2 separate regions of the Homo sapiens genome follow, and region 1 is linked to region 2. Evidence: chromatin loops called from intact Hi-C (ENCODE). Cell type or tissue: dorsolateral prefrontal cortex. All regions are shown on one strand. Each heading gives the region's core, and the rest is flanking DNA. Links, peaks and the distances in the headings are about the cores only.

The links. A loop is a pair of places that touch in the nucleus more often than their neighbours do. Peaks named below come from ENCODE experiments on the same cell type or tissue, not always from the same donor. Only the 100,000 strongest peaks of a DNase experiment are listed, where the experiment ranks them.
Region 1: it touches region 2 in a loop (2.6-fold over the local background); 2 of 110 quality-filtered maps call a loop at or near these places.

The regions. Positions count from the first base shown.
Region 1 is chr18:62,897,993-62,914,411 of GRCh38, reverse strand. It overlaps PHLPP1 (PH domain and leucine rich repeat protein phosphatase 1), which reads right to left. Exons shown (of 17, transcript NM_194449.4): 7 at 11,246-11,448; 8 at 9,128-9,188. Among named protein-coding and RNA genes, the nearest start is that of PHLPP1, 190 kb to the right of the region's middle. RefSeq lists enhancers at 7,269-7,880, 7,881-8,493, 15,381-15,882 and a silencer at 15,935-15,994. In dorsolateral prefrontal cortex, for the core only: no CTCF peak of the experiment used is centred there; no DNase peak of the experiment used is centred there; H3K4me3 peaks cover 597 bases; H3K27ac peaks cover 4,812 bases.
Region 2 is chr18:62,843,458-62,859,876 of GRCh38, reverse strand. The region is part of intron 3 of PHLPP1 (PH domain and leucine rich repeat protein phosphatase 1); the gene reads right to left. Among named protein-coding and RNA genes, the nearest start is that of PHLPP1, 140 kb to the right of the region's middle. In dorsolateral prefrontal cortex, for the core only: no CTCF peak of the experiment used is centred there; a DNase peak (open chromatin) is centred at 8,983; H3K4me3 peaks cover 485 bases; H3K27ac peaks cover 7,799 bases.

The sequences.
Region 1 (16,419 bases), core at 4,769-12,768, 54 kb before region 2:
ACATAGTCTGTATCATCTCTAAAGTCTAAAAAAACAGTCTAGCTCCAAATTTACTTTCCTAAAGGGTCTATAGACCTATGCCAAGTTCAGGGAGAATATGTGTTATATTGAACATAAAAACACACGAAGTCAATGGCATATCATAGTTTTATTTTCAAATTTGTATTTTTACACTTAATATTAAAATATTTCCCAACTCCAGCTGTCATCATGAAAACACAGCCATGGACAAATGGGAAGGGAGAGAAACAGTTTTAAAATGGTGGCAGTGAAAAGTTCACTGACAGTTAAGACTCAGAATTAATTATTTAAAAACATTTACTTGGGCACTAGATGGTAATTACAGTTACTATAAAAAAGAGAACTAGGCCAGGCATGGTAGCTCATGCTTGTAATCCCGGCACTTTGGGAGGCCCAGGCTGCAGATCACCGGAGGTCAGGAGTTTGACACAAGCCTGACTAACATGGTGAAACCCTGTCTCTACTAAAAAAATACAAAAATTAGCCGGGTGTGGTGGCACATGGCTATAATCCCAGCTACTCAGGAGGCTGAGGCACGAGAATCGTTTGAACCCGGGAGGCGGAGGTTGCCGTGAGCCAAGATCACACCATTGCACTCCAGACTGGGCAACAAGAGCGAAACTCTGTCTCAAAAAAAAAAAAAAAAAAAAAGAGAGAGAGAGAACTAAACTAATGGTGTCTTTAACTATTAAATGAATTGATCATTACTTAGATAAACTACTCTATTTGAATGTGTCCCTAGTCACACTGGTTAGCTTTTTACTTTCTTTTTAAAATACATAAAATGATCAGGCACAAAGAATTTCAAACAGTACGTACATTATGACAATTCTTTATACACAGATGAGTAATTCTGTGAAAACATGATGCTTGGGATAAGAATTATAAGATATTACAGCAAAAGGAAAAATAATTTTGATGTTAGGGTGGTGGAATTATGCACTATTTATGTTCTTTAATTTTGCAATTATATCTACTCCTCAATTAAAATACAGAAATAGAAGGAATTATTTTCTGCTTAGTGTCTGTATAAGCACATACAGTTCTGGATTTGAAGCCCTAAACATTGACATGCTCATTTTTTTTTTTAATTGTTAATATCTAAAACATCTCAACAGGATAGGGGATTGAAAGTATTCTTTAGTAAAAACAACCCCAACATACAAAAATTAAAACTTCTGTAAGTGATAAAATAACTTAGAACTTTGCATGGAGGAACCTGACCTAGTAAACACTGTGATAGGTGACAGCACGGGAGGTGGATGAGGTAGTGTGTTATAGTGAAGATTCTGGGCATGAGAGTGGCCACAGGAAGATGAATTATCATTTAAGAGGCAGAATTCAGAGACAAGCATGACACAAGAGTTTCCAATTCAGTCTCACTTAGGGGTTTCAATGGCTACCATTTGCTGATTACACTGTTTTTAAAAAGTAGTTTAACTCTATGACTAATTCTTGAAAATACATCTGGGCCGGGCATGGTGGTTCATGCCTATAATCCCAGCCCTTTGGGAGGCCAAGGCGGGTGGATCACTTGAGGTCAGGAGTTCCAGACCAGCCTGGCCAACACGGTGAAACCCCATCTCTACAGAAATACAAGAAAATTAGCCAGGCATGGTGGTGTGTGCCTGTAATCCCAGCTGCTCAGGAGGCTGGAGCAGGAGAATCATTTGAACCCAGGAAGTAGAGGTTGCAGTGAGCCAAGATTGCGCCACTGCACTCCAGCCTAGGCAACAGAGCGAGACTCCATCTCAAAAAAACAAAAAAAGAAAAGAACTGTTCAAGATATTTATATGCATCCATGTACGCAAATCCCATTCCTATACTCTTCCTATACTGCTCTTATTCAAAATGTGAAAATAACATTTGGGGTTGCTGGGGGGTGGGAGGAGTGGGTGGGGAAAGAAAACTAATTAGGTAATGTCTGATTTAAGTTAATTAAATAAAATTATCTGATAGGTAGTAGGAAATGCATGAAGCACTACTCAAAGAGTTTTATGATTTTATAATTATATATTTATAATAAAAAAAAATTTTTTTTTTGATGGATCAGGTTTTTTATTATTTTTTTTTTAATTTTTTTTTTTTATTATACTCTAAGTTTTAGGGTACATGTGCACATTGTGCAGGTTAGTTACATATGTATACATGTCCCATGCTAGTGCGCTGCACCCACTAACGTGTCATCTAGCATTAGGTATATCTCCCAATGCTATCCCTCCCCCCTCCCCCGACCCCACCACAGTCCCCAGAGTGTGATATTCCCCTTCCTGTGTCCAAGTGATCTCATTGTTCAATTCCCACCTATGAGTGAGAATATGCGGTGTTTGGTTTTTTGTTCTTGCGATAGTTTACTGAGAATGATGGTTTCCAATTTCATCCATGTCCCTACAAAGGACATGAACTCATCATTTTTTATGGCTGCATAGTATTCCATGGTGTATATGTGCCACATTTTCTTAATCCAGTCTATCATTGTTGGACATTTGGGTTGGTTCCAAGTCTTTGCTATTGTGAATAGTGCCGCAATAAACATACGTGTGCATGTGTCTTTATAGCAGCATGATTTATAGTCCTTTGGGTATATACCCAGTAATGGGATGGCTGGGTCAAATGGTATTTCTAGTTCTAGATCCCTGAGGAATCACCACACTGACTTCCACAATGGTTGAACTAGTTTACAGTCCCACCAACAGTGTAAAAGTGTTCCTATTTCTCCACATCCTCTCCAGCACCTGTTGTTTCCTGACTTTTTAATGATTGCCATTCTAACTGGTGTGAGATGATATCTCATAGTGGTTTTGATTTGCATTTCTCTGATGGCCAGTGATGATGAGCATTTCTTCATGTGTTTTTTGGCTGCATAAATGTCTTCTTTTGAGAAGTGTCTGTTCATGTCCTTCGCCCACTTTTTGATGGGGTTGTTTGTTTTTTTCTTGTAAATTTGTTTGAGTTCATTGTAGATTCTGGATATTAGCCCTTTGTCAGATGAGTAGGTTGCGAAAATTTTCTCCCATGTTGTAGGTTGCCTGTTCACTCTGATGGTAGTTTCTTTTGCTGTGCAGAAGCTCTTTAGTTTCGTTAGATCCCATTTGTCAATTTTGGCTTTTGTTGCCATTGCTTTTGGTGTTTTGGACATGAAGTCCTTGCCCACGCCTATGTCCTGAATGGTAATGCCTAGGTTTTCTTCTAGGGTTTTTATGGTTTTAGGTCTAACGTTTAAATCTTTAATCCATCTTGAATTGATTTTTGTAAAAGGTGTAAGGAAGGGATCCAGTTTCAGCTTTCTACATATGGCTAGCCAGTTTTCCCAGCACCATTTATTAAATAGGGAATCCTTTCCCCATTGCTTGTTTTTCTCAGGTTTGTCAAAGATCAGATAGTTGTAGATATGTGGCATTATTTCTGAGGGCTCTGTTCTGTTCCATTGATCTATATCTCTGTTTTGGTACCAGTACCATGCTGTTTTGGTTACTGTAGCCTTGTAGTATAGTTTGAAGTCAGGTAGTGTGATGCCTCCAGCTTTGTTCTTTTGGCTTAGGATTGACTTGGCGATGTGGGCTCTTTTTTGGTTCCATATGAACTTTAAAGTAGTTTTTTCCAATTCTGTGAAGAAAGTCATTGGTAGCTTGATGGGGATGGCATTGAATCTGTAAATTACCTTGGGCAGTATGGCCATTTTCATGATATTGATTCTTCCTACCCATGAGCATGGAATGTTCTTCCATTTGTTTGTGTCCTCTTTTATTTCCTTGAGCAGTGGTTTGTAGTTCTCCTTGAAGAGGTCCTTCACATCCCTTGTAAGTTGGATTCCTACGTATTTTATTCTCTTTGAAGCAATTGTGAATGGGAGTTCACTCATGATTTGGCTCTCTGTTTGTCTGTTGTTGGTGTATAAGAATGCTTGTGATTTTTGTACATTGATTTTGTATCCTGAGACTTTGCTGAAGTTGCTTATCAGCTTAAGGAGATTTTGGGCTGAGACGATGGGGTTTTCTAGATAAACAATCATGTCGTCTGCAAACAGGGACAATTTGACTTCCTCTTTTCCTAATTGAATACCCTTTATTTCCTTCTCCTGCCTGATTGCCCTGGCCAGAACTTCCAACACTATGTTGAATAGGAGCGGTGAGAGAGGGCATCCCTGTCTTGTGCCAGTTTTCAAAGGGAATGTTTCCAGTTTTTGCCCATTCAGAATGATATTGGCTGTGGGTTTGTCATAGATAGCTCTTATTATTTTGAAATACGTCCCATCAATACCTAATTTATTGAGAGTTTTTAGCATGAAGTGTTGTTGAATTTTGTCAAAGGCATTTTCTGCATCTATTGAGATAATCATGTGGTTTTTGTCTTTGGCTCTGTTTATATGCTGGATTACATTTATTGATTTGCATATATTGAACCAGCCTTGCATCCCAGGGATGAAGCCCACTTGATCATGGTGGATAAGCTTTTTGATGTGCTGCTGGATTCGGTTTGCCAGTATTTTATTGAGGATTTTTGCGTCAATGTTCATCAAGGATATTGGTCTAAAATTCTCTTTTTTGGTTGTGTCTCTGCCCGGCTTTGGTATCAGAATGATGCTGGCCTCATAAAATGAGTTAGGGAGGATTCCCTCTTTTTCTATTGATTGGAATAGTTTCAGAAGGAATGGTACCAGTTCCTCCTTGTACCTCTGGTAGAATTCGGCTGTGAATCCATCTGGTCCTGGACTCTTTTTGGTTGGTAAACTATTGATTATTGCCACAATTTCAGAGCCTGTTATTGGTCTATTCAGAGATTCAACTTCTTCCTGGTTTAGTCTTGGGAGAGTGTATGTGTCGAGGAATGTATCCATTTCTTCTAGCTTTTCTAGTTTATTTGCGTAGAGGTGTTTGTAGTATTCTCTGATGGTAGTTTGTATTTCTGTGGGATCGGTGGTGATATCCCCTTTATCATTTTTTATTGTGTCTATTTGATTCTTCTCTCTTTTTTTCTTTATTAGTCTTGCTAGCGGTCTATCAATTTTGTTGATCCTTTCAAAAAACCAGCTCCTGGATTCATTGATTTTTTGAAGGGTTTTTTGTGTCTCTATTTCCTTCAGTTCTGCTCTGATTTTAGTTATTTCTTGCCTTCTGCTAGCTTTTGAATGTGTTTGCTCTTGCTTTTCTAGTTCTTTTAATTGTGATGTTAGGGTGTCAATTTTGGATCTTTCCTGCTTTCTCTTGTAGGCATTTAGTGCTATAAATTTCCCTCTACACACTGCTTTGAATGCGTCCCAGAGATTCTGGTATGTGGTGTCTTTGTTCTCGTTGGTTTCAAAGAACATCTTTATTTCTGCCTTCATTTCGTTACGTACCCAGTAGTCATTCAGGAGCAGGTTGTTCAGTTTCCATGTAGTTGAGCGGCTTTGAGTGAGATTCTTAATCCTGAGTTCTAGTTTGATTGCACTGTGGTCTGAGAGATAGTTTGTTATAATTTCTGTTCTTTTACATTTGCTGAGGAGAGCTTTACTTCCAACTATGTGGTCAATTTTGGAATAGGTGTGGTGTGGTGCTGAAAAAAATGTATATTCTGTTGATTTGGGGTGGAGAGTTCTGTAGATGTCTATTAGGTCTGCTTGGTGCAGAGCTGAGTTCAATTCCTGGGTATCCTTGTTGACTTTCTGTCTCATTGATCTGTCTAATGTTGACAGTGGGGTGTTAAAGTCTCCCATTATTAATGTGTGGGAGTCTAAGTCTCTTTGTAGGTCACTCAGGACTTGCTTTATGAATCTGGGTGCTCCTGTATTGGGTGCATAAATATTTAGGATAGTTAGCTCCTCTTGTTGGATTGATCCCTTTACCATTATGTAATGGCCTTCTTTGTCTCTTTTGATCTTTGTTGGTTTAAAGTCTGTTTTATCAGAGACTAGGATTGCAACCCCTGCCTTTTTTTGTTTTCCATTGGCTTGGTAGATCTTCCTCCATCCTTTTATTTTGAGCCTATGTGTGTCTCTGCACGTGAGATGGGTTTCCTGAATACAGCACACTGATGGGTCTTGACTCTTTATCCAACTTGCCAGTCTGTGTCTTTTAATTGCAGAATTTAGTCCATTTACATTTAAAGTTAATATTGTTATGTGTGAATTTGATCCTGTCATTATGATGTTAGCTGGTGATTTTGCTCATTAGTTGATGCAGTTTCTTCCTAGTCTCGATGGTCTTTACATTTTGGCATGATTTTGCAGCGGCTGGTACCGGTTGTTCCTTTCCATGTTTAGCGCTTCCTTCAGGAGCTCTTTTAGGGCAGGCCTGGTGGTGACAAAATCTCTCAGCATTTGCTTGTCTATAAAGTATTTTATTTCTCCTTCACTTATGAAGCTTAGTTTGGCTGGATATGAAATTCTGGTTTGAAAATTCTTTTCTTTAAGAATGTTGAATATTGGCCCCCACTCTCTTCTGGCTTGTAGGGTTTCTGCCGAGAGATCCGCTGTTAGTCTGATGGGCTTTCCTTTGAGGGTAACCCGACCTTTCTCTCTGGCTGCCCTTAACATTTTTTCCTTCATTTCAACTTTGGTGAATCTGACAATTATGTGTCTTGGAGTTGCTCTTCTCGAGGAGTATCTTTGTGGCGTTCTCTGTATTTCCTGAATCTGAACGTTGGCCTGCCTTGCTAGATTGGGGAAGTTCTCCTGGATAATATCCTGCAGAGTGTTTTCCAACTTGGTTCCATTCTCCACATCACTTTCAGGTACACCAATCAGACGTAGATTTGGTCTTTTCACATAGTCCCATATTTCTTGGAGGCTTTGCTCATTTCTTTTTATTCTTTTTTCTCTAAACTTCCCTTCTCGCTTCATTTCATCTTCCATTGCTGATACCCTTTCTTCCAGTTGATCGCATCGGCTCCTGAGGCTTCTGCATTCTTCACGTAGTTCTCGAGCCTTGGTTTTCAGCTCCATCAGCTCCTTTAAGCACTTCTCTGTATTGGTTATTCTAGTTATACATTCTTCTAAATTTTTTTCAAAGTTTTCAACTTCTTTGCCTTTGGTTTGAATGTCCTCCCGTAGCTCAGAGTAATTTGATCGTCTGAAGCCTTCTTCTCTCAGCTCGTCAAAATCATTCTCCATCCAGCTTTGTTCTGTTGCTGGTGAGGAACTGCGTTCCTTTGGAGGAGGAGAGGCGCTCTGCGTTTTAGAGTTTCCAGTTTTTCTGTTCTGTTTTTTCCCCATCTTTGTGGTTTTATCTACTTTTGGTCTTTGATGATGGTGATGTACAGATGGGTTTTCGGTGTAGATGTCCTTTCTGGTTGTTAGTTTTCCTTCTAACAGACAGGACCCTCAGCTGCAGGTCTGTTGGAATACCCTGCCGTGTGAGGTGTCAGTGTGCCCCTGCTGGGGGGTGCCTCCCAGTTAGGCTGCTCGGGGGTCAGGTGTCAGGGACCCACTTGAGGAGGCAGTCTGCCCGTTCTCAGATCTCCAGCTGCGTGCTGGGAGAACCACTGCTCTCTTCAAAGCTGTCAGACAGGGACACTTAAGTCTGCAGAGGTTACTGCTGTCTTTTTGTTTGTCTGTGCCCTGCCCCCAGAGGTGGAGCCTACAGAGGCAGGCAGGCCTCCTTGAGCTGTGGTGGGCTCCACCCAGTTCGAGCTTCCCGGCTGCTTTGTTTACCTAAGCAAGCCTGGGCAATGGCGGGCGCCCCTCCCCCAGCCTCGTTGCCGCCTTGCAGTTTGATCTCAGACTGCTGTGCTAGCAATCAGCGAGATTCCGTGGGCGTAGGACCCTCTGAGCCAGGTGTGGGATATAGTCTCGTGGTGCGCCGTTTCTTAAGCCGGTCTGAAAAGCGCAATATTCGGGTGGGAGTGACCCGATTTTCCAGGTGCGTCCGTCACCCCTTTCTTTGACTCGGAAAGGGAACTCCCTGACCCCTTGCGCTTCCCAGGTGAGGCAATGCCTCGCCCTGCTTCGGCTCGCGCATGGTGCACACACACACTGGCCTGCGCCCACTGTCTGGCACTCCCTAGTGAGATGAACCCGGTACCTCAGATGGAAATGCAGAAATCACCCGTCTTCTGCGTCGCTCACGCTGGGAGCTGTAGACCGGAGCTGTTCCTATTCGGCCATCTTGGCTCCTCCCCCAATAAAAATTTAACTGTAATATTTTCCCAATAGCTAAGTACTGACACATCTTGCATAATTATGATTGAATAGATTATTAAAATAGCTAAGCCTGTGTAATCTCAAGATAAAAGGCAAAATTCTGTAGAAGACAAATCATACAATAGTTGTGATTAAAAAGCATGGTGACTGTTAATAAACACACCAGAATTTAAGCCCTGAAATGAGTTAACAGTTGTCACCTTGAGTGGGCCACAAACTCCCTATGTTTAGAACATTTTTGTGTATCTCCTTTGGAGTTACCTTCCAAATGAGTTGCAATTTTAAAATTCATTGTTAAAAATTTTTAAGTTTACGTGGTATAAATACATACTGTAGACACTGTCAAGCCTTTGTGCCTTCAAGAAAAAGTCTACTATAATATTTGTGGGAACCGCAATAAATATAATACACTGCAGAAGCAAATTACCATAAAAGGTAAAATAGTTAGCATATTCAAAAAGGAGCTAAGAAAACCAAGCAGGTTGTAGAGAATTTCTATTTTGATAGGCTTTGTCATTATTTCCTAAGAATTTTTAGCGAAGAGATATATGTCTAAACAAGGGGTGTAAGAAATCCAAAGAAATAAAGCACTTAAAAAATTAAATCATCCTAAGACTTGGCAGAGTTTGAAAAAAAATTTTGAAAATAAAAAATAAAATTAACATTACTTCAGGGAAAGACAAAAAAATATGATTCATATAATGAAAAGAGTTATTAGAGCTTTAAGCCATATGGCCCTCAACTTACTCACCTTTCAAGTCCAAATGTGTGTTCAAATTGGTGTGCACAGGCACTTTGATGCTCTGGTTTGAACTACAAATGTATTTTAATCAATAGATATATATAATTTTAGAGAATAAAGTAAAAATCATTAATTTTTTAGCATTTACCTTCAAAATATTAAAAAGTACTTGTGCATAAGCTCAGACAGAATTACTAAATAATTTTCTAGTAGACTCTAGAGGGCTCTAAGACTTGACTTCTTACCTTGAAACATCCATGTAGGACAGATAATTTGGAACTGGGTAAACATCAAGTTGAACAAGTTCTAGGAAGAAAAAAAAAAACCCCACAAAGACATTACTATACAAATGACATAGAGACTCTTTTTGTATGTGGAACGTCATTACTGTGCTTTATTCTCTATTGTTTGTTTAGTTTAGGAAGTACAATACATCATTTGTTTAACTTTGAAAGTGCAGGAAAAGTAAAAAAGAACTTTTAATCACAAGATCTTCTTCAGAGATTGAAATACATCATGCATTCTAATTTCCTACCTCTTTGCTATCCATTTACTGTTGCTCTTATTGTTATGCAGGCTGTATCACATCTGAAAGATTAACCACGAGTACCATCCTTTTAAAACCCAAGGGTCCTTCCATAAAACCAAGTAATGCTTCTTGTCTTTTGCCCTCATCACCTTACTGAAACAGCACTCCAGTGGGTCACAAATGACTTATTTTACTTAAATCTGAAACACTTCCTGAACACTTTATGAAATATGACACCACTGTCCCCTGTCACTGTGTTTCTTGGACAAGAGTAGTTTGTAAATGTCCTTCTGCTTCTCTAAACAATTACCAAGTAATTCACAGGTGCAGCTCCTATCTGGTTGCCCAGTCTGGCTGCAGCTAAGTGTGAGGGGCTTGTAAGTTGACCTTTGGTACTAGCACTCTCCTCTCTTCCAGTTACCTTACTTCCCTGGTTTCAGGTATCACCTCTGAGCAGGTAAGTCTCAAATCAACATATGTAATCTTGACTACAAGTTCCCATTAACCCACATGAAGCCCATCACAATAACTTGGATTAGTGGAGTAGTGGATTACCCTCAACCTTCTTCTATAAATGCATTCTGTACACACTATTTTCACATTAACTGCCTTAAAGCATCACTTCCATCAAGTCTCCTCCACTTTAGAGTCTCTACTGGTTCTCTATCGCTTACTAAGCTAAGGGCAATGCTTGACCATCTGACAAAAGCATGCATCCCCTAATTACTTCTATGGGTTCAGAATTCCCTGTTTTCTCCCAACTGCCGAACAAGCCACATTCAGATTCTTTCTTCCTACTTCATTCCCACTGGTTATCTAAATCCTATAACCCTTCAGTGCTCAGCCAAACTGATTACACTAGAAAATATACCTATTTGAGGCTTGGCTTGTTTTTCTGAGATAACAGTAATCACATTTGAAAAATCCTTCATCTTTCAGAGCTCATGAGCTGCACTATGCATAAAACAAGTGCGTGATAAACATATGTTCAACTTGCAGTAGTGAACACTTGTTTTCATTCAGTTTACTGACTGTAGGGAATGGAAACCTTCATCTTAGCAAACATATGCCCATACTACCTTTTCTTTTTTGGAACTGCCCTGATTTTCAGATTCTTAGGAAGAAATATTATTAAATGATTAAGACTCTAGCTTCATGGTGTCCTTCTTGTGCATATATCATTCTAGTTTATCTTTTTTAAATTATCTTTTCTTGTCTTTTTTTTTTTTTTGAGACAGGGTCTCGCTCTGTCAACCAGGCTGGAGTGCAGTAGTGTGATCTCAGACGACCGCAGCCTCCACCTCCTGGGCTCCAGCAATCCTCCTGCCTCAGCTTCCCATTCCCAAGTAGCTGGGACTACAGGCATACACCACCACGCCCAGCTAACATTCTGGTTTATATTAAGGTGAGTTCTTTGTTAGTCAAACATGAAACTGGAGATCCCGAATGGAGTCAAAATAAAACTTCCTTTCATTCTCCAGTATTAAATAAAGGTTCCAGATTTAGTAATAAGGTAGTAAAGATCTCTAGATCTTGGTAATGTAGCCCAAGAAATAGTTCACTTTTCTCTCTTCCTTTAAGCAGAAAAATCAAATCAAAAGTGGGAGTAACTTATCCAAATCACAATACGAGAAAAAAATTAGGGACAATAAAATTTTCCTTTTTGAGTCCTTTAAACAATAAGTCAGCATTTTTCTTTTGTGACTTTTATTTTAGCAAAATTTGAGCTATTTTACTAACTACTTGAGCAAAGAATAATCAGAAGCAGAAATAATGATGCTGGGTAAATTCCTGGAACCAAAAGAGCAACTTTGATGTAGCCTATGATACATACCATTAGAAGAGGCATAGAGCGCTTTTAGGAAATAGCCACAGATGTCTAATGTGACCAGTTGATTCCTTTCACAGTGTAAAACTTCAATGTTGTTGAAAATCATAGCATCTAGATCACCAAGCTTATTGTCTCGTAGGTCAAGCTGAGTAACATGCTGTAGAAAGTCCACTTCATCTGCTATCAGCTTCCTAATTACGTTCAACCTTGAGGGCAAAGGACATAGAGACTATAATTAACTGCAATGCTATAAGTAAATGGGCACACCCTAATATGAGAAATAGCGAGAAAGAACTCAGTTCTCTCTGTATTATAGTTCTCCATGATTTTTGGAATCTCAGCATCCGGCCTTTCTTAACTAGCCAGAGTATCTATTTTTAGCTATAATTCCAGGAGGTTTTAACCTTCACAATATATTCTGAAACACAAGTGACACCACTACAGCTGGGAGAGGAATAAGCACATTGACTTTACCTTAATTCACTTCAAGAGGGAAAAAAATTCCACTTAAGCACTGACTTCCAAAGAACTAGGAACTGACATCCAAGGAACTGTGAAACTATCTACACCATACCGAAAAGAACATAAGAAACAAAACTCAGAACAACTGTTAGGCACATCACAACTACAACGAATATTTAATGAAGGAGAGAGGATGCATGAACAGGCGGATGAGTAGCATGGAATTAAAGGTTGAGGTGGAAAAACAGTAATGGACGGGAGTCACACAACGAATAAGAGTTGCACACTGAATGGGAGCACCAGAGATGGGAATGCAAGTACATGACTCCCAACTGCTCAGGACCAGGATGAACCACCAAAACTATCTCTGTCTATAAAATACTGCTTGATAGAGTGAAGTGCAGAAAATACTGAAATCCGGCATCTAGAATCCATTGAGAAATCTTAGAATGCCGGACAAAAATGGGAACCAACACCTCTGTGATGAAGCAAGGCACAGGGGAAAACTGGCGGAATCTCTAGCCATAAGAACTAGTGAGCTAACTGACTGAAGTTGCTGTGGATGAACTATCAGAAAATAAGTAGTAATGGGGACTAGGAACCAAAATAACAAAGACATATTTAGCTTCAAAAGGGAGAAAAATAGATGGAAATGTCAATTTCCAGTTTGTTAGGCTATGTCTAACTCCTTTAAAAACAAACAACAAAAACCATCTATTTTCCATTACAAAGCCAGCAAAGTGCTGAGATGATGCACTTGTTTAGAAAAGTATTAATATAGGATGGGTGCGATGGCTCACACCTGTAATCCCAGCACTTTGGGAGGCTGAGGTGGGTGTTTCACGAGGTCAGGAGTTCGAGACCAGCCTGGCCAGCATGGTGAAACCCCATCTCTACTAAAAAAAAAATACAAAAAATTAGCTGGGCATGGTGGCACACGCCTGTAATCCCAGCTACTCGGGAAGCTGAGGCAGGAGAACTGCTTAAACCCAGGAGGTGGAGGTTGTGGTGAGCCAAGATCACGCCATTGCACTCTAGCCTGGGCGACAGAGCGAGACTCCATCTCAAAAAAAAAAAAAGAAAAAAGGAGTATTAATATAAGTCTAGAGTACAGGAAAAAGCTAGAGTTTCTCTATAGTGAATTTCTGTCCTTTAAAAAAATAAAATAAACCTATGGAAAATGAATTAAGAATAATATCCTAAAGCCACTGAAACACAAGGATGAGTTCCAGCAAAGAGCTGGGATTTGTCAACACGCAAGCACAGCATATGGCCTTTTCCAATGGCCCTAAGAGGATGTTTTTTTGGCTCTTTCTCTTTTTTTATTCCAGGTTGTAAGATTTAAAAACTGGCCTTGACCCAGCAATCTGCTTATTTCCAAATGCTCACTAGATTACTAGAATGTGTAAACAGAATAAAAAAGAAAAAACACATCTCATCTTGGGTACAACAGACTGCAGGAATGGAACAAATGTCCCATCTTCTTCCCAATCTACACTTCAAATAACCTTCATAATGGCTTTATCATCTTCACTTGAAAGAGCCACACACAATTTCATTCAATACAATGAAATTGTATTAGTACTAAAATAATAAGCATTGAATTAATAAGGAGACAAAAAAATCTATAACAAAAGCAAAGTTAATGTAACAAAAAAGAAAGCTAACATTTGGCTTAAGTTGTTAACTCTCACCATGACTGAAATACCAAGTTTTCAGGTTCACACAGTAATTCAGCTACTTAGGATGAACCGTTTTATTATTTGTTTAATTGACAGATAAAACTGTACATATTTATTGTGTACAGCATGACTTTTGAAATATACGTAAACTGTGAAGTGACTAATTCTAGCTAGTTCACATGCACTATCTCACATAGTTATTTGTGAGATATTTCACTTTTGTGGTGAAAATACATCCACTCTCTTAGCATTGTTCAAGAATACAATATATTATGGCAGGGTGTGGTAGCTCAAACTCTGTAATCCTACCACTTTGGGAGGCTGAAGTAGAAGGTTCGTTTGAGACCAGACTGGGCAACAGAGCAAGACCCCATCTCTACAAAAAATAAAAAATTAGCCAGCCATGGTGGCACGTGCCTATACTCCCAGCTATTTGAGAGGCTGGGGCAGGAAGATCACTCGAACCCAGGAGTTTGAGGCTGCAGTGAACTGTGATTGCACCACAGCTTGGGTAACAAGCTGTGATTGCATTCCAGCTTGGGTAACAAAGTGAGACCCTGTCTCAAAAAAAAAAAAAAAAAAAAAAAAAAAAGAAAGAAAAAGAAAAAACAAGAATACAAACAACTACAACATATTGTTGACCACAGTCACCATGATGTAACTAGGACAAACTTTTTATTTATTTATTTATTTATTTATTTATTTATTTATTTATTTATTTATTATTTTAAGGCAAAGTCTTGCTCTGTCACCCAGGTTGGAGTGCAGTGGTGCGATCTTGGCCCACTGCAACCTCCGCCTCCTGGGTTCAAACAAGTCTCCTGCCTTAGCCTACCGAGTAGTTGGGACTACAGGAACATGCCACCACAGCCAGCTAATTTTTGCATTTTTAGTAGAGGCGGGGTTTTGCCATGTTGGCCAGGCTGGTCTTGAACTCCTGACCTCAGGTGATCCACCTGCCTCGGCCTCCCAAAGTGCTGAGATTACAGGCAGGAGCCACTGCACCTGGCCCAGACAAACTTTTTAAAAGGCAAAATATGATGAAAATTCCCTTCTGGCCAGGCGTGGTTACTCATGCCTGTAATTCTCAGCACTTGGGGAGGCTAAGGCAGGAGAACAACTTGAGCCCAAGAGTTTGAGCCAGCCTAGGCAACAAACTGCGGTCCCATCTCTCTAAAAAATTTAAAAATTAGCCAAGTGTGGTAGTGTGTACTTTTCATCCCAGCTACACAGGAGGCTGAGGGAGGGGGATCACTTAAGTCCAGGAGATCAAGGCTCTAATGACCTGCGCTTGTACCGCTGCACTCCAGCCTGTAGAAGGGCTATGGTGATGGTGACAACGATGATGACCTATGGCTTTGTTGCAGTAAGAGATGAATAAAACAAGGTGTTTTTCAACAGATTTCACAATTTAGTAAGGAGAGTCAAATATGTTTTATAAAATACAGGAACTACAGGTATGTGGTAAGTGCCACGAATGATGTATAAAATGTAGAGAATGGTTTTTTAAAAAAGAGGCTATGGAAAAGGAAGCAAATCATCTGATTCCCAAGAGTAGGCAGAATGGAACAGGTGTACATGGGAGAAGAAAAGCAGGTGCGAGGAAGCAATGGAACAGCCTCTGCATCAAACAGAAGAGCACAGGGCAAGTTTGGTGCCTGCCTGAATAGCTTCTACAGGAGGGCAGGGGATGCAAGGGTCTGTGCTACAAAGGTGGGTGAGGCAATTAACCAAGGACTGGACCTACTAAGGACTCACACTGGGGTTGAAGGATAAATAAAAACAGTGCTTAAATTATCTATGGTGAAGGAGACCTATTTTCTAAAGTTGTAATTCATGACAGACTGATGTATAGTACACAACCCATACACAGCTCACATCACATGCAACTCACTGTGCAAGTTTGACAACATCTAAATTAGTTGAGGCCAGGCGCAGTGGCTCATGGCTGTAATCCCAGCACTTTGGGAGGCCGAAGCAGTTGGATCACTTGAGGTCAGGAGTTTGAGACCAACCTGGCCAACATGGTGAAACCCTGTCTCTACTAAAAATACAAAAAATTAGCCGGTCATGGTGATGGGCGCCTGTAATCCCAGTTACTTGGGAGGCTGAGGCAGGAAAATTGCTTAAATCTGGGAAGCGGAGGTTGCAGTGAGCCGAGATCACACCACTGCACTCCAGTCTGGGCAACAAGAAATTCCGTCTCAAAAAATAATAATAATAATAATAAATAAAACAAAATAAAAAAAACTAGTTGATTCCCTGTACAGCAAGAATCAACTCGTAATGCAGTTGGATATTGTGGCAATGTCAAATCATTATATGTTACTAAAATATTAGTCTTAACTTCTGTACACATCTCATTGTGGAAAAGTAGCAAATAGTTAACTTGCCACCACAGGTTGGAGGCCCACACATGAGCAGCTCAGAGATAGAGCCTCATCCTCAAATGACTCACATACCAGTGGGCTGAAACCAAATATGAGGGCTTGAGTACCTTGAACTAGAGAACCGCAGGCTCTGAGCAAAATTGTGCTTGCTTGGGAGGCTGCACAATGGAAGCAAATGGCTCAGGTAGAAGACAACAGTCACAGTGAGAAGAAAAAGGAAGGGATAAAAGACAGAAACTCATGTAAAAGAAGAGCTGACAGAATCAGCCAAGAGTTGTGTGTCTGGAAAACCAATGAGGTGGTGTTGCTATCAGCAAAAAAAGAAATCCATGAGAAAGAATTGGTTGAGTAAGAAAGACACTGAACTCTGTTTTACATGTATTTGGTTAAATGTGTGAATAGGGAAAACCAAGAAGTTATCCAGCTGGCAGCTTAAGTGGAACTGGTCTCAAGAAGTCAAAGAAGGAATAGGGAAAGACTGGGGAATGATTAACATCAAGATGAAAGGTGAAAATGAAGCCTGAGAGTATATGCAACCCCCAAGGCAGAAAACATGGATAGAAAGAGAACTGACCAAGAAGTAACAGCCACACTTTGTACAAAGAGGAGAAAGAGGAGAAGGGAGGAGGAATTATTAATGATG
Region 2 (16,419 bases), core at 4,215-12,214:
CTGGAGGGTATGTACAGTAACCTAGCATAGGAGACAGGCTGGAAAGAACATAGATTATTCCATCAGGTTTAGTGATATCAGTAATCTCCTCCAATGCAGGAGTTTTATTCCTGAAAACATAAGGAATAATTCTCTCCGACAGAAAGAGAATTCAGAGCTATCGAGTAAATACACGGTCAAGAGACAGATACTAAGATCTAAACTGAACATATAAAAGCCATTGTATATACTGATTTAAAATAGCACAAATAAAGAAAAAGAACAAGACCTTTACACTGACCTTGTACACATCTTCAATTAATGGTACAGTAGAATCAGATTCCATTGCCTGTCTGCTACAAACTTTTCAGGCTGCCTCTCCCAGTTTCAGTGAAATGCTTACAAATTCATTGTGCTTTGCTTCATGTAAGTATTTTATGTAAAACTTATTTTATGTCTAAATATTTATCCAGATGTTCAATGCCTTCCTGGTTAAATGACTCCTCCCACAGCCAGGATCTCAGGGCTAAAGACCAACTTTTATGTGGGAAGCAGAAAACGCACTGACCACCCTGTATTTCTCAAATGCTCTTCCCAATATTGTAGGTAACACAGTGCCAATTTATGCTAAAGCACATGGCTTCAGCCCCACCTCCACACATCTTGGTTTTCTCTCCTCACAGAGGCAATGGGAGTACAGTTCTAAAACTTTGGTTAATTCTCCCTATTTATCTTTACCAAAGCTTTAGGGCAGAAACTTCACTGCTTCTCTGTGATCAGTCTGATCTCTTTTTCTTTTACCAAACCCCAGGTTTCTGTTCCTAATTACACAAGGCAGTAGAACGTAGTCCTTAGGTGTATGGTTCTGAGTTCAGTGTCCAGATTCATAGCCCAGCACCACCACTCAGGAGCTGAGATAACTTGAATAGATCACTGATCTAAGATCCAGTTTTCTCATCTGTATAACACGTATAAAGATGGTACCTACTTCTACATGCCTGGCACAGAAAAAGCACTCAATAAATGTTAACTGCTATTACTATTACTAGTACTACTACTAACACTACCATTTCCAAATCAAATCATTCACATTTTATTTTTTATTAAAAAAAATATTTTTAGATAATAAAGTAGGGGCAAGGTCTTGCCATGTTGCCCAGGATGGTCTCAAACTACTAGGCTAGGTTGATCCTCTCACGTCAGCCTCCCAAAGCGCTGGATTACAGGCATGAGCCACCATACCCAGCTTCATTCACATTTTATATCCACTAAAATTCATACTCTCCTGATGCTAAAAGTATCCAGAAGTAAATCTGCCTAAGATATGTTCTGCTAGATCAGGTATGGTGGCTCACATCTGTAATCCCAGCACTTTGGGAGGCCAAGGCAGGTGGATCATTTGAGGTCAGAAGTTCCAGACCAGCCTGGCCAATATGGTGAAACCCCGACTCTACTAAAAATACAAAAATTAGCTGGGCGTAGTGGTGGGTGCCTGTAATCCCGGCTACTCGGGAGGCTGAGGCAGCAGAATTGCTTGAACCCACGAGGCAGAGGTTGCAGTGAGCTGAGATCGTGCCATTGCAGTCCAGCCTGGGCAACAGAGAGAGGCTGTGTCTCAAAAAAAAAAAAAAAAAAGGTTCTGCTGATGGAATATTTGAGCTTAGGAGAAACTACTGTGCACACATGAAAGCTAAAGGTATACTGGGGTGAGAAAGGCTGGGCAGGACTTATCTCTAAAGACTTTACTGAGAAAGTCTGAGTTTGCATTTTACCAATTTTATCTTTCTGTGAATTTTCACCATTAAATAAGAAAAAGAAACTTCCAAACAGGGCCAAACCACTCATATAAAGAAAGATGTAAAAAGAGATAGAATGTTAATGGGCCTGAAAGTAGGTGCAAAAGCACCACGCTACACAGGATTCCTACGGCATTCATAGGAAGTGGATGGGAACCTGTTTATAGAAAGTGAGTTTGAAACCTCTGCTAGCTAGTGGAATCATTCATTCAAAAATATGTGTTGAGAATCTACTTAATGGTGTGTGGCAGGCCTTTTATTTCCTGAGACACAAAAGGAAAACAAGACAGACACAGTCTCTGCCCTGAATGAGTACACATCAAGAGGAGAGGGTAATTAAGATACTACATGATAACTGTTACAAGAATAGGAAGTGCAAGGACACAGAACAGAATCCCAGGGGTCAGAAAAGGATTCCCAGAGGATGTAATATCCAAGCCCAAACTTGAAGCCTCAGTAGAAATCTGTGTTTTTTGCCCCAAATCCTTTCTCCTTCAAACTCATGATCCTAAGGGGAACTGCAAACAAAGTACCCAGATGCTCTGGATTCGTGGGTAAGCATGCACTCCAGGTCTGAGCAATCTGAGTGTCCTATCTGCTGAAGCCACAGACTGATCCAACAGGTGCTAGCATGGGACCCAAGCTAGGTTAATCAGAGGACTTCTCTGGGATTTACATATTCTGAAACCAGGAAAGAAAGAGAACCAGCTGCTTAGAGCTGCAGTTAAAATGAAGGAACTAGATCCATATGTATCAATCTGACTTGATACAAATGCAAACTGCAGCATGACACATTCCATTTATGAAAACAATTTTTAATACAATACACACACACCTCCATATATTAGATGGATGAATAGTTATATGTGCAATATATACCGTGAGATCATAAATTTCTATTGTTTTAAGCCACCAAGGGTTTGCTAATATGTTACAGCAGCCACAGGAAACTAATGCAACCCTTCTTTATTTTTTCCATTGTACTTTTTTTCATTTTCATTCATTCAACATGTTTACTGAATATCTACTAGAGGTGCCAATTACCGTTCTAGGTGAGCCCTTAATATACTTCAGAAAACAAAATGAAGATCCCTCCCCTATTAAGCTTTCTTTACAAATAAATAAATTATATGTTAAAAAAATTGGTAAGCACTACAGAGAAAAAAAAAACAGCTTGAGAAAGGGGGTCAAGACTGCTGGGAAGGTGGTGGATTGTAATTTAAATAGGTTGGTGAGAGTGGTGCCCACTGAAAAGACCACATTTAGAAAGGAAAAACCGGAGAAGTTGGCAGATAGGATTTATCTGGAAGAAGATGCTGCCAGGCAGAGGAAGTACCCAGAGTTAGGACCCTTAGAGAAGCATGCCTTAGCTAGGCATGGTGGCTCATGCCTGTAATCCCAGCACTTTGGGAGGCTGGGGTGGGAGGACTGTTTGAGCCCAGAAGTTCGAGATCAGCCTGGGCAACATAGTGAGACCACCAACTCTACTAATAAAAAAATTTTTTAATTAGCTGGGCGTGGTGGTGCGTGCCTATAGTTCCAGCTACTCGGGAGGCTGAGGTGGACGGACCACTTGAGCCCAGAAGGTCGAGGTTGCAGTGAGCTTTGATCACACCACTGCACTCCAGCCTGGGCAATACAGCCAGACCCTGTCTCAAATTTGTAAAAGGAGCACACTTGGCATGTCCGAGGGACTTGAGAACACTGATAATAAGGAGACAGTGACTGGCAATGAGGTCAGAAGGTAAGGGGGCAGGGGATATGGGGTAAGCAGCAGATCCTGTGGGACCCTCAGGCCTTGTAAGGACTCTGGCTTTTAAGGTGAGTGAAATGGGATGTGTGGAAAGGTTCTGAGAAGTGTGAGGTGATCACCAACATATGGTCGGCGCTCCATATCCACTGGGGATTAGCTCCTGGACCCCAGCAGGTATCAAAATCCACGGATGCTCAAGTCCCTGACATAAAATGCCATAGTACACTCAGCCCTCCGTGTTGGCAGGTTTTGATCCCCGGTTAGTTGAATCTGAAAATGGGAAACTCGCAGTAAGAAGGGCCTACTGTACCATGGAATTTTCTTATTTTTTCTCTATCTTTGTCTCTAGATTGTAAGCTCCATAAAGGAAAGGATTTTTCTATTTTGTTCACTGATATAACCCCACGTTGAGTACTTGGGAGGACCCTCAAAACATCTTGCTGGAAGAATGGCCAGAAGACGACCTTATACCTCCTCCTTTCTCACCAGGCGGCCTCTGCATCTAGTGCATCCTTTCATTTGGCAACCACTTTGAAGAAGACAAATTCCATTTCAAATGAAGCATCCCACTAAATACTCCCTTTGGACAACTAAGAGAAAATGATTTAACATCAAGTTGTATTGGCTTCCTTTCCTCCTTCTAGACCGTAAGCTGTTTCTGCTGGAAACAAGGAGGAGGAAACCACATTAACGAGGCTACAAGCAAGGGCAGTCCTGTGTGAGCTATGTAGAACTAGGAATGTCTATCGTGAGAACATAAATTCAACATGTTAATATGGCCACTAGGCAGTGAGCTGCATAGGTGACCACAAAAGCTACCACTAGCTACACCACTGCCCAGTCCCATAAGCTGCAACAGAATGGGAGATTTAAGTGCTTCTACTCAGAGCAACCTGGGCACATCAGGGCTCTATCACAAAGAGTTAAGAACCAGGAAAGCACTCTACTTAGAAGGTATGGCTTGATTCCCAAATGAGAAAACTACCAGCTGGGCTATCCAAAGAAACTGTGACCCACCTACACAGCAGCTATTAAAACTGAGATCCTGCCTGAAATAAGAAAGACCTACATACATAAAAAAAATTAATCAAAAAACCACATGTGCACACCTCAGAGCAAGTAGGCTTTATTATTCTAGCGTTTTCCTTTTCCAAGTAACAATAATAATAGTTAACATTTAAGTAGTGCCTTCTTTGTGATAGGCACTCTTCCAAGAGCTTAAGATACAATATTTAGCTTAATCTTCCCAATACCCTGTGCAGTAAGAACTTACCCCTGTTTCAAAGATAAAGATTAAACTGAGTCACAGAGTGTGCGCCCAAGGCCATTTAGTTTAAAAAGCAGCAGGATCAGGCTGGGTGTAGGGGCTCATGCCTGTAATCCCAACACTATGGGAGGCCGAGGTGGGTGGATCATTTGAGGTCAGGAGTTTGAGACCAGCCTGGCCAACATGGTGAAACCCCTTCTCTACTAAAAATACAAAAATTAACCAGGCGTGGTGGTGGGTGCCTGTAATTCCAGTTACTCAGGAGGCTGAGGCAGGAGAATCACTTGAACCTGGGAGGCGGAGATTGCAGTGAACCAAGATTGAGCCATCACACTCCACCCTGGGTGACAAGAGCGAAACTTCATCTCAAAAAAAAAAAAAAAAAAAAGTAGCAGGATCAGAGTTTGAACAAGAGCCAGTACTATTAACTCTATGCCATCAGGTCAAGACCTGGATCTCATCAGAAGGGAGGCTCCTCTAATCTCCATCATAAAATAACATAACTACAGCAAAGAAAATTAGATGTACTCCTCAGGATATGTTTAAGCCTTAGAAATGAAGACAAGGTGGTCAGAGACAGTGAGTCCTCCTCGGGAGAAGCAGTAGAGACCATCTGCTGACCAAATACAGATTTCCGAGGAGGGGTGAATCCCCATGGGGCATTATTCCTTGACATCATAGGCTCTGCCCACTCCAATCCCACACAACTTATCCAGCTGGGCAACAGTGATGCCATCCAGTGAGCACCTAATCAAAATTTTAAAGGTTACAGGAAAAGTATAAGAGGTTATAGATATTTGGGAAGTGAAACAGGCATATATAGAAAGTGCCTCAAATCTCTGTTACAGAAAGCTTCTAAAGGATCTCAGAATATAAATTCCTTTTGGCAAAAGCTACTGTACTTATAACCACAGACAAGATAGTTGAAGGCACAAAGGTGAGGTCCACACAACTTGACATACAGGAGAAAGGGCACCAGCTTAACAGTATGTGGGGTAGGTAGGAACAGTTCTACTTACTAGCAACGTGACTTTGAATAAGTCACTTCGCTTACCTGTCCTTCAAGTTTCCGTATCTCTAAAATAGACTAAGTCCTGTCTTATAGACTAATAGACCTGCCCTGATCACCTTAACAAGTTGCTGCAGTAATACCATTTTATTCATTTTAAAAAATCAGGAGAGGCTCTGTAGACCAAGTATCTCCACAGCAATGTCTACCACTCCAAGCAATAAAAGTCTATAAAACAAAAAAGACTACGATGTAAGCCAATGCTCTCGTCGTTGAGCAGTTATAAGGATAAACTGCAATTAGCCAGACCATCAATGAACTATAGACGAAGAGATTCAAGTTGTGATCAGTTGAAGGTAACTGTGCCATAGAAAGTCAGTTTTAGTCTGTATTAACAATAACAGGCTGGGGGCAGAGGCTCACGCCTGTAATCCCAGCACTTTGTGGGGCCGAGGGGGGCAGATCACCTGAGGTCAGGAGTTCGAGACCAGCCTGGCCAACATGGGGAAACTCCATCTCTACTGAAAATACAAAAATTAGCTGGGTGGGGTGGCGGGCACCTGTAATCCCAGCTACTCAGGAGGCTGAGGTAGGAGAATCGCTTGAACCCGAGAGGCAGAGGTTGCAGGGAGCCAAGATTGCGCCACTGCACTCCAGCCTGGGCAACAACAGCAAGACTCCATCTCAAAAACAAAACGAAACAAGAACAAAAAAAAAAAAGAAAAAAGAAAAAAAATTAAGGCTAATTGAGTTAGTAAATTAAATGGGACTTTTCTACCACGATGGACACACCCTGAGAGATACATCAAAATGAACATAATTTCCAACTACCTGCTCAGGTGGTCTCTTTTTTTCCCAAATGACTTGTAAATATACATAAGGGAAGGAGGGTTCATTTGGTCCTCAAAATATTTCCTCTAAAGAACACTGCACTATAAAAAATGCTAATGTGAACAACAAAATTTTCAGATGACTCAATGGGTGGCCACACATTTCTAACATATAACTCAGCTTGACACTTTCCTAAGTCATTTCTTTGCCTATTATTAGGACCCTTATGACAAAAACGTCCCTCCTCTGAGTGTAGCTGGGTTGCATTTGTAAACCAATCTATCTGTCCTATCCTTACCCTATCCCTGCCACGCTTTCAAAATTCTCATCTTCCCTTGCAAGAGGACAGTACTCTGCATCATTCCCATTACTCTTCTTGGTTCAGTTAGTGGATAATCGTCTTTCACAGGCAAGGGAAAGTTCACAGTAACATTAATGTGATGATTTTGCCCCCTCTATACTTTAGTAAAGTTGTATTTATCCTTCTTATGTGCATGGCATGCTCAAAATTAACCAGAATGACTCTAAAAGGCTTGGTCAAAGCAGCTGAAATACCACAAATAATTCTGCTTGTGTGAAGTGAAACACTGCTGTCAACCTGCCGGGCATGGTGGCTCACGCCTGTAATCCCAGCACTTTGGAAGGCCGAGGCGGGCGGATCATGATGTCAGGAGATCGAGACCATCCTGGCTAACACAGTGAAACCCCGTCTCTACTAAAAATACAAAAAATTAGCCGGGCGTGGCGGCAGGCGCCTGTAGTCCCAGCTACTCGGGAGGCTGAGGCAGGAGAATGGCATGAACCCAGGAGGCGGAGCTCGCAGTGAGCCGAGATTGGGCCACTGCACTCCAGCCAGGGTGACACAGTGAGACTCCATCTCAAAAAATAAATAAATAAATAAAAATTAATTACATCATATATCTTCATAATGTTCCAATAAAAGCATATCAAAGCTACCAGTTTTATACTTATGAAATTCTACCTGGAATTTCAGAATCTCACCATTTCTTTTTCTTAAATGGTTAAATGAGATGGAAAAAGATATATAAGCAATAAAATAAGGGCCAGGCACAGTGACTCATGCCTGTAATTTCTACACTTTGGGAGGCTGAGGCGGGAGGACCACTTGAGTCCAGGAGATTGAGGCCAGCCCAGACAACACAGCAAGACCCCATCTCTACAAAATTAAATTAAAAAATTGGCCAGGTGTGGTGGCACGTGCCTATAGTCCTAGCTACATGGGAGGCTGAGGTGGGAGGAATCCTTGAGCCCAGAAGCTTGAGGCTGCAGTGAACTATGATTGTGCCACTGCCCTCCAGCATGGGTGACAGAGGGAGATCTTGTCTCAAAAAAAAAAGAAAAGAAAAAAGATTACGCAAATTATACAACATTTAAAATGATTCGAGGTAATGACATAGCAAATCAATGAATACAACAGGAAAATCCAGACAGGCTATCATCAATAGGTTAAAAATGAGAGATGGGCTGGGCACAGTGGCTCACGCCTGTAATCCTAGCACTTTGGGAGGCCGAGGCAGGCAGATCATGAGGTCAGGAGTTTGAGACCAGTCTGACCAACATAATGAAACCCTGTCTCCACTAGAAATACAAATATTAGCCGGGTGTGGTGGCGCACACCTGTAATCCCAGCTACTCAGGAGACTGAGGCAAGAGAATCTCTTGAATCCGGGAGGCGGAGGTTGCAGTGAGCCAAGATCGCACCACTGCACTCCAGCCTAGGCGACAGAGCAAGACTCCATCTCAAAAATAAATAAATAAATATGAGAGATGGTATTCTGTTGAGGGCAAGAGCATGTGGGAGAGGTAGGATCTATGATTTTAAAATGATAGGCTATGAGGTACCTGTTAAAATATAGTTAAAAGACCCAAAAATAAGAGTATGGAAACAACTGCAGGCTGGGGAAGAAAACAAAACAAAACAAAATCCCTGGCTCACTGTTCAAGGACCAAGCTATAACAATATTTAAAAAGCCAATCAAGAGAACTCCAGACCAAGAGATCCTCCAAGGTATCCTCAGCTCTCTTTGCCAGCAGAGGTGAGGGGATGGGGATGAGGAGGCAGCATGCGCGGGGCCATCAAGCTAACCTGAATGAATCATTCAATAAACATTTGTTATTTGCCTTTTATGAACCAGGAACTATACCAGGTACTGGAGAGATGCAGTCTTTGTCTCCAAAAGCTTAGCCTCTTGAGGACACACACATCTAAATAACTGTAATTCACTAAAGAGGATGCAGCAGTGCCATAAGAGCACACACAGGGCCAAGAACAATCCTCAGAGCTCCACGTCGACAGCATCAGTGCCGACACAGTCCCCTCCCTTGACAAAATGAGCCACGTATTCACAGGCACTTCTGCTGCATTTGTCCAGTGAGCTCATCATGCGGCCAAAAGTGAAAATGTGGACTCTTTAGGAGTCAGATGCAACAGTATAGGGTCAGAGGAGATGTCACTAACAGCTTTCCAAAATCATGAGCCACCAGTGTCACTCTAACAGTTATCTCCCTTCCACACACACAAACCCCATTGTGTTTCTCAGTAACAACAAAAAAATAGAGTTCAACTTGGGTGGAGATCAAATCTGAACTCAGAGTTCCTTCCTCAGTTCCTTATTGGCAAAATATGTATAAACAATCTCTTTAAAATGTTACTACCTGAGAATGTTTCTGAACGTCATGGCAGCATTCCCCCAAAGGTGTCATCGCCTTGACAAAGGAGAAATGAACCACAAAAAAACTTACACTCTAGCTTTCTATTAAAATACATAATACAAATACTATTCAAGTGGTTCTACTACTAGAAATGAACTACTTGTTTTCCCCCCCGCCCCCCCGAGATGGAGTCTTGCTCCATCACCATCCGGGATTGCAGTAGCTCAATCTCAGCTCACTGCAACCTCCACCTTCCGAGTTCAAGCAATTCTCCTGCCTCAGCCTCCTGAGTAGCTGGGATTACAGGTGCCTGCCACCACACCCAGCTAATTTTTGTATTTTTAGTAGAGACAGGGTTTCACCATGTTGGCCAGGCTGGTCTCAAACTCCTGACCTTGTGATCCACCTGCCTCGGCCTCCCAAAGTGCTGGGATTACAGGCGTGAGCCACCACACCCGGCCTGTTTTGTTTCTAAATACAAAAAAAAAAAAAAAATTGATGTTTAATTTCCAAGTCTAATATACAAGGTTCAGTATGTTTAATACAGAGTTTATAGATTGTTTTTTCAATTGCTCCACTACTTCCTACTTTATAAAATAATAAATTAGACCAGTGGGTAGAAGAATTTAACCCTTCGGAGTAGGCGTAGAAAATTTAATACTCTGGGTTAAAAATACTGGGGACTCAAAAAATCCTAAGTACGTAATGGGAACTAAACTTTAAAGGATATATATATTTTTTTTTTTTTTTTTTTTTTTTTTTTTTTTTTTTGTAGAGACAGGGCCTTGCTATGTTGCCCAGGCTTGCCTTGAACTCCTGGCCTCAAGTGATCTTCCCCACTCAGCCTCCCAAAGTGTTGGGATTACAGGCATGAACCACCATTCACCATGCCTGGTAGATTTTTTTTTTTTTTTTTTTTGAGACAGAATCTCAATCTATCATCCAGGCTGGAGTGCAATGGTGCGATCTTGGCTTCGCCTCCTGGGTTCAAACAACTCTCCTGCCTCAGCCTCCTGAGTAGCTGGAATTACAGGCATGTGCCACAATGCCTGGCTAATTTTTGTATTTTTAGTAGAGATGGGGTTTCACCATGTTGGCCAGGGTGGTCTCGAACTCCTGACCTCAGGTGATCCACCCGCCTCAGCTTCCCAAAGTGGTGGGATTACAGGCATGAGCCACCGTGTCTGGCCGCCTGGTAGATATATATTTAAATTGGGCTAAACTCTCAGATTAAAAGAATTTAACTTTAAAATATAACATGACCAGATACAGATATCTGGTTAATCATATACGCTAAATTCCTGATATATCAATATTTGACCAGTTTGCAAAGAATCAGACAACAGTAGTTCCCTCACCATTGAAAACAGTTCAGTCTGCTTTGAATGACTCAGAAAGCATCTCAGATTTCTTAAATAACTCTTGGTCATCATTTAAGAAGATCAATGAGCAATGTAGAGTGACTATGCTCAAGTGTCTTTTAGCAGCATACTCCAATAAATAGACTGCCTGAGAAACTACCTTTTGTCTTAGTACTGGGCTGCCTGGATTCTGCTGCCAACTCTGTATATAAAGTACTTTATTGAGATATTTTCAGTAAATCTTAGTTATTATTTAAATCTTTGTTTTCAGTCTCTTCCAACCACTGTAAAACACTGGAAGTACAAATAAGTAAAAGGAGTAAGGTAGTAGAACTTAATGCATAAAGCAGTAATTGAACGCTTTATATATCAGTTCCCTCATCTGCAAAATGGGGATAATAATATCTAAGACATATTATCTTCTGATATTAAAAACCAACCACAGGCTGGGCGCAGTAGCTTGTGCCTGTCATCCCAGTACTTTGGGAGGCCAAGGTGGGAGGACTGCTTCAGCCCAGGAGCTCAAGGCCAGCCTCGGCAACATGGCAAGACCCCATCTCTACAAAAAATACAAAAATTAGCTGGGAGTGGTGGCGCATGCCTGTGGTCCCAGTTACTCGGGAGGCTGAGGTGGGAGGATCACTTGAGCCTGGAAGGTCAAAGCCTGCAGTGAACTGTAATCATGCCACTGCACAGCAGCTTGAGCGACACAGTGAGACCCTGTCTCAAAAAAAAAAAAAAAAAAAAAAAAATCAACAAAAAACCAACCTCATAGAATTGTTATCAGCACCTACTTCACAGGGCTACTACAAAGTATCTTCAACAGTGCTTGCCAAATGGTAAAAGTTGCCAAAATGTTAGTTATTACTATGTGCATTATTGTTGTCACTATAGCATCAATTTGATACAGTAAATAATTATATTGTTTAGAAAATATGTCAACAAGTTGAGGGAGCAAAAGAGCAAAAATATTTTCTTTTAGGGCTGACCTCACAAATAAATGGGTAACTAATTCACTTTGGACATAATGTCTAAAGCAAGGAAAATAACGGTCACATACTCTGTGCTGATCAGATGAGATCTGCAAGGATGTCAACAAATCAGAGCACCCAAAAAAATCTATGAGATAAAGTATCTGAGAACCAAGCAACAGAAGGAATTGTTGGAATTGCCAGGGATACTTCTGCTGAAAATAGACTGCTAAGGAGCAGACAGGGCAGTGCAAGGGCACAGATCCTGGTAACTCAACAATATTGAGAGGTTATTAAATAGGAAAGGGAGTCGAATTTTCTTGCGTTTTACCAGATAGAAAAATTCGGGTCAATGAGTCAAAGCTAGAGGAAACAGACTTCAGCTCACTTATAAGGAAAAACTGTCACATCAGACACTACAGATGTTGGAAATGCCTACGGACATGGGTGGGATGGTGTGAGAGTCTGGTCTTTTCCAAATCTTAAGTCTCTGAACTAAGAGTCGTTTGTTGTTGAAGACTAGAATTCAAGGTTAAACTAAAGAATGCTTTCAAAGAAAATGTCAAATAACTGGTAGCACAATTATTTTAGAAAACTGCAGTTAATATTAATATTCGCTTCTTGTCAACTACCTTACAAGGGCCCTTACCAATATTAAAACAACATTTTACAACTTTAAAATGCAGCTGTAAGTTCCTCCCTTGAGCCCTAGAAGTTATTTTATTAAAGATAACATTATACAGATCAAACCCGCAAGTATTTTAAAGTACTAATAACAGAAGTACAGATCCCAACCAAACTTCTTTAAGGTTTCCTGGGAAAAATTTTCCAGAGTTCCACCAAGAACACATGAGGAACACGTTTCCATTTGCTGAGGTCCTGGCAATCCACATGGAGCCTAGTGCCTGGCACAAAGAAAAGACAGAAGAGTCCTCTCTTTCCTCCCTCCCTCTCCCCATCTCTCCTTGCTGGACAGTGAGAACAACAACGGCTAATTCCAACACAGCTGGAGAAAGAAGGGGGAAGAGATGAGAAGACAGGAGGAAGGAAGATGGAAGTACATGGGATGCATTTAAAATGGTAATAGTCTAATTATACAAATGAGCACTGCTTCACAAAAACACGCTTCTTTTGTTATGAGACGATAAGCAAACTAGGTATCTTTGCCATTTGTTTAAAACTGGATTATAAAACTTTAGAGAAAATAAAATTAAATAGTTCTAAACTGAAATAACTTTAGAATTGAAGTGAAAACCTCTTCTTCAGGAATATATTAACTAGGATTTCAGAAACAAGAGCCGCTACAGGAAAAAGAAAAAAGGAATAGAAGGGATTAGCAGTGAGGAAATAAGACAGGTATAGATGAAGCATAATTATATCTGTAAAGAGATCATTCTATTATTTTCTACTAACTTAATTTTATGTGTAACAAAAACTTAATACAATCCAAAATGTTACCTTCTCCCTAAATTCAAAGAAGAAGTTCTAAGTTCTCTAACTTCATAGACTGTTGCTTTCTAACTGTAACAAAGATTCCATAATGTAATTTTTTATATAACAAATCCATTACTATATTGGAAAGTTAATTATAATACTGGGTAACTTACAGTCATATTTCTACAAGAAAATGAAATGGAACTAGCAGGAAACTTACTGGCCAGCATTCATTTACTTTAGCTTTTTTTTTTTTCACACTTCTCAGACATGTGTGATATGATCTTTACAGGGTATCTTTGCAAACTGCCTCTGCACATACTTGACCTATCCTTCCTGAAATGAATTTACTTTTCTTGTCTTCATGGTGAACACCTATTTATCCTTAAAAGACTCAGCTTGCCCACTGCCTCCTTGAAGTCTTCCTATACCCAAATATCTCATATACTAACTCATACACTAAATTTCCAAACTTTTCTCACAAACTTTTCTTGTCACTACAGAATTGGTACAAGAGCAATCTTCTCAGGATTCATGTCATTCAGACCCACAGTTCCATTTATTATCATCTTTTTTTTTTTTTTTTTTTTTTTGAGATGGAGTTTTGCTCTCATTGCCCAGGCTGGAGTGCAGTGGCACCATCTTGGGTCACTGCAACCTCTACCTCCTGAGTTCAAGCAATTCTCCTGCCTCAGCCTCCCGGGTAGCTGGGATTACAGGCACCTGCCACCATGCCTGGCTAATTTTTTTTTTGTATTTTTAGTGGAGACGGGGTTTCACCTTCTTGGCCAGGCTGGTCTTGAACTCAGGTGATTGACCTGCCTTGGCCTCCCAAAGTGCTGGGATTACAGGCATAAGCCACTGCACCCAGCCCCTTCATTCCATTTAGATTCTATGGTAGGCTTGTTAGATCAAAGGGCCCTTGATTCTTCATCCAAAAAAATGGGTGTAAAATGTGAATTGAGGGTTTCCAGAAAAGCCCTTGACTCCTCAGTAGAACAGTACTGATAGCAAAGCTTCTTATCATTACAACCTCAAAGTTACAAACTACAGCACAATCCCTAAAGGACAAGTGGCAGACCATGCTAACAAAAGGCAGCAGACTTCCTGAACTACACTTCAAGTTAAGAGGCAAAATATGGGTAAAAGACGTCTAAGTCATATTAAAGGGTTCCTTGTAATTACACCTAATAACACAAATCGATATGTTGGAAACCTCAATCTTGTTATACTAGAATGATTTGACTCAATTGATTAGTTAAGTATTCCTTGAGTAAAATCTAGACAGTAAGACACTGTTTCTAAGCAAATGAAACCAAAAGTTCAATTGTGATTCACCATGTGTCTTACTCTTTTTTAAAAGAGTGATGTTTGCTCATCATTTCATGGGATCGTTTAGCATGAAATGTGGCTCCGATTTGCCTACACTGTGCATGTTTAGGGTGCACTCAAATCACGGCAACCAGAAGTTCACTGCAATGACTTTTTCCCTCAAGTCAATGGCCTAGAATTAAACACTATGGTTAATACTGAGAGCTACACAGCAGGAGAGATAACGACTGTGACAGTCACAGTCACCTGCAACTGTCAGCCACTGATCAACACAGAGAAACAGACATGTAGACAGGTTCATGGCCCTCCAGGAGGCCTGAATTTACCATGCTGTTTTCATCGTCACCATGTTATAACCAACTAAACTGGCCAGGTTTGAGGTCCTTGGAAGAGGTCATGCTGTGCCTTTTCCTTTTCCCTACACAAGAGAACTGGGACAATGTTGAAGATAAAATGCCTAAGATTAGACATCGTGTCCCTAACTGCAGGGCTCCATCACTTTCAATTCAGTCATGTTACTATTCAGATTCAAAATGCTGAACTTAGAAATGTGCCATGTAGTAAACTGTTCTCATTTTCATCTAGCTAATCAATATTGGAGAGCATTCCATCTGTCTAATAAAAAGTTAAAAGCGTAGCTCACAATATGCCCTTTTCCACAAGTGTTGCATATTTTCTTGGGTACCACATGCTACATCACTATTTCAGGAATAAGATACCTGAATCAACCCTCTAATCTTTATCTGAACTGTCCACCCTTTAAAAAACACACACATATAGATAATGGTGTTGTAAAAAGAGTAATTGTAAGAAGAGTCCTCATCTTCTAGAGTTATACACACATGTGAAAATAGTTGTGAGCGAAATAATGTCTGGGGTTTGCTTTGTAATAATCCAGAGAGAAAGGGAGCATACCGATAGCCCACTGGCCAGGAGATGGTAACAGTGGAAGCCAGGTCACAGGTGTGTGGGGGTTACTACACAATTATCTCTACTTCAGAATATTTGATATTTTCTGTAATAAAGAGTAAGAAAAAAAGGGACACAACACTAAGTCACTGACCTGAATCCACTTTTAATCTTCCATGGAATAAAGAAAAATACTTTATTTTTATTTTATTTATTTATTTTTGAGATGAAATCTTGCTCTGTCGCCCAGGCTGGAGTGCAGTGGCGCAATCTCAGCTCAGTGCAACCTTCGCCTCCTGGGTTCAAAAGCGATTCTCCTGCCTCAGCCTCCTGAGTAGCTGGGATTACAGACACCCACCATCATGCCCAGCTAATTTTTGTATTTTTTGTAGAGACCATGTTGGCCAGGCTGGTCTTGAACTCCTAACCTCAGGTGATCTGCCTGCCTCAGCCTCCCACAGTGTTGGGATTACAGGTGTGAGCCACCACGCCCGGCCAAGAAGCAGACTTTAAAGTAGAATAATATGGTGTTACAGAAGTCACTAAACTTTTAAATTAAAACTAAGACATGCTACAGATTCACATGAAAGCCTAACTTTGAAAAGAATTCATAGGATCAATCAACATATCCACAATGAATGCACTTTAAAAAGTGGACCATCAAGATGGATATCCAGGTCAGCATTTCCATCAAGTTACTCATATATCTGATAGGAGCTCTTCTGCACGTTCTTGTTATTCCCACAGCTTAGCCGTAGCCTTTTCACTTCACTGCCCCTCTAACCACTTTGAAAACATGCTGGATGCATGTACCTATGTTGAACAAACAGAGCCGTTTTTTACACTGTATATAATAGGAGGTTTACTCAATTTTTACAGCATGCTGTGCATTAATATTTTAGGAATGAATTTACAACCAATATAGTAATCCTCCCAAAAGAGCTCTCCCACAGTGTCTACCACTAATACACATCCAAAATAAAAACTCTAAAGAGACTGCCTTGGGTATTATTTTGGTAAGCAATATTAAGTGCTAAAGTTTAAAAATAATAAGTATATAAAAGCCTATCTTGGTAGAACACATCTGATTAATAAACTATAAAT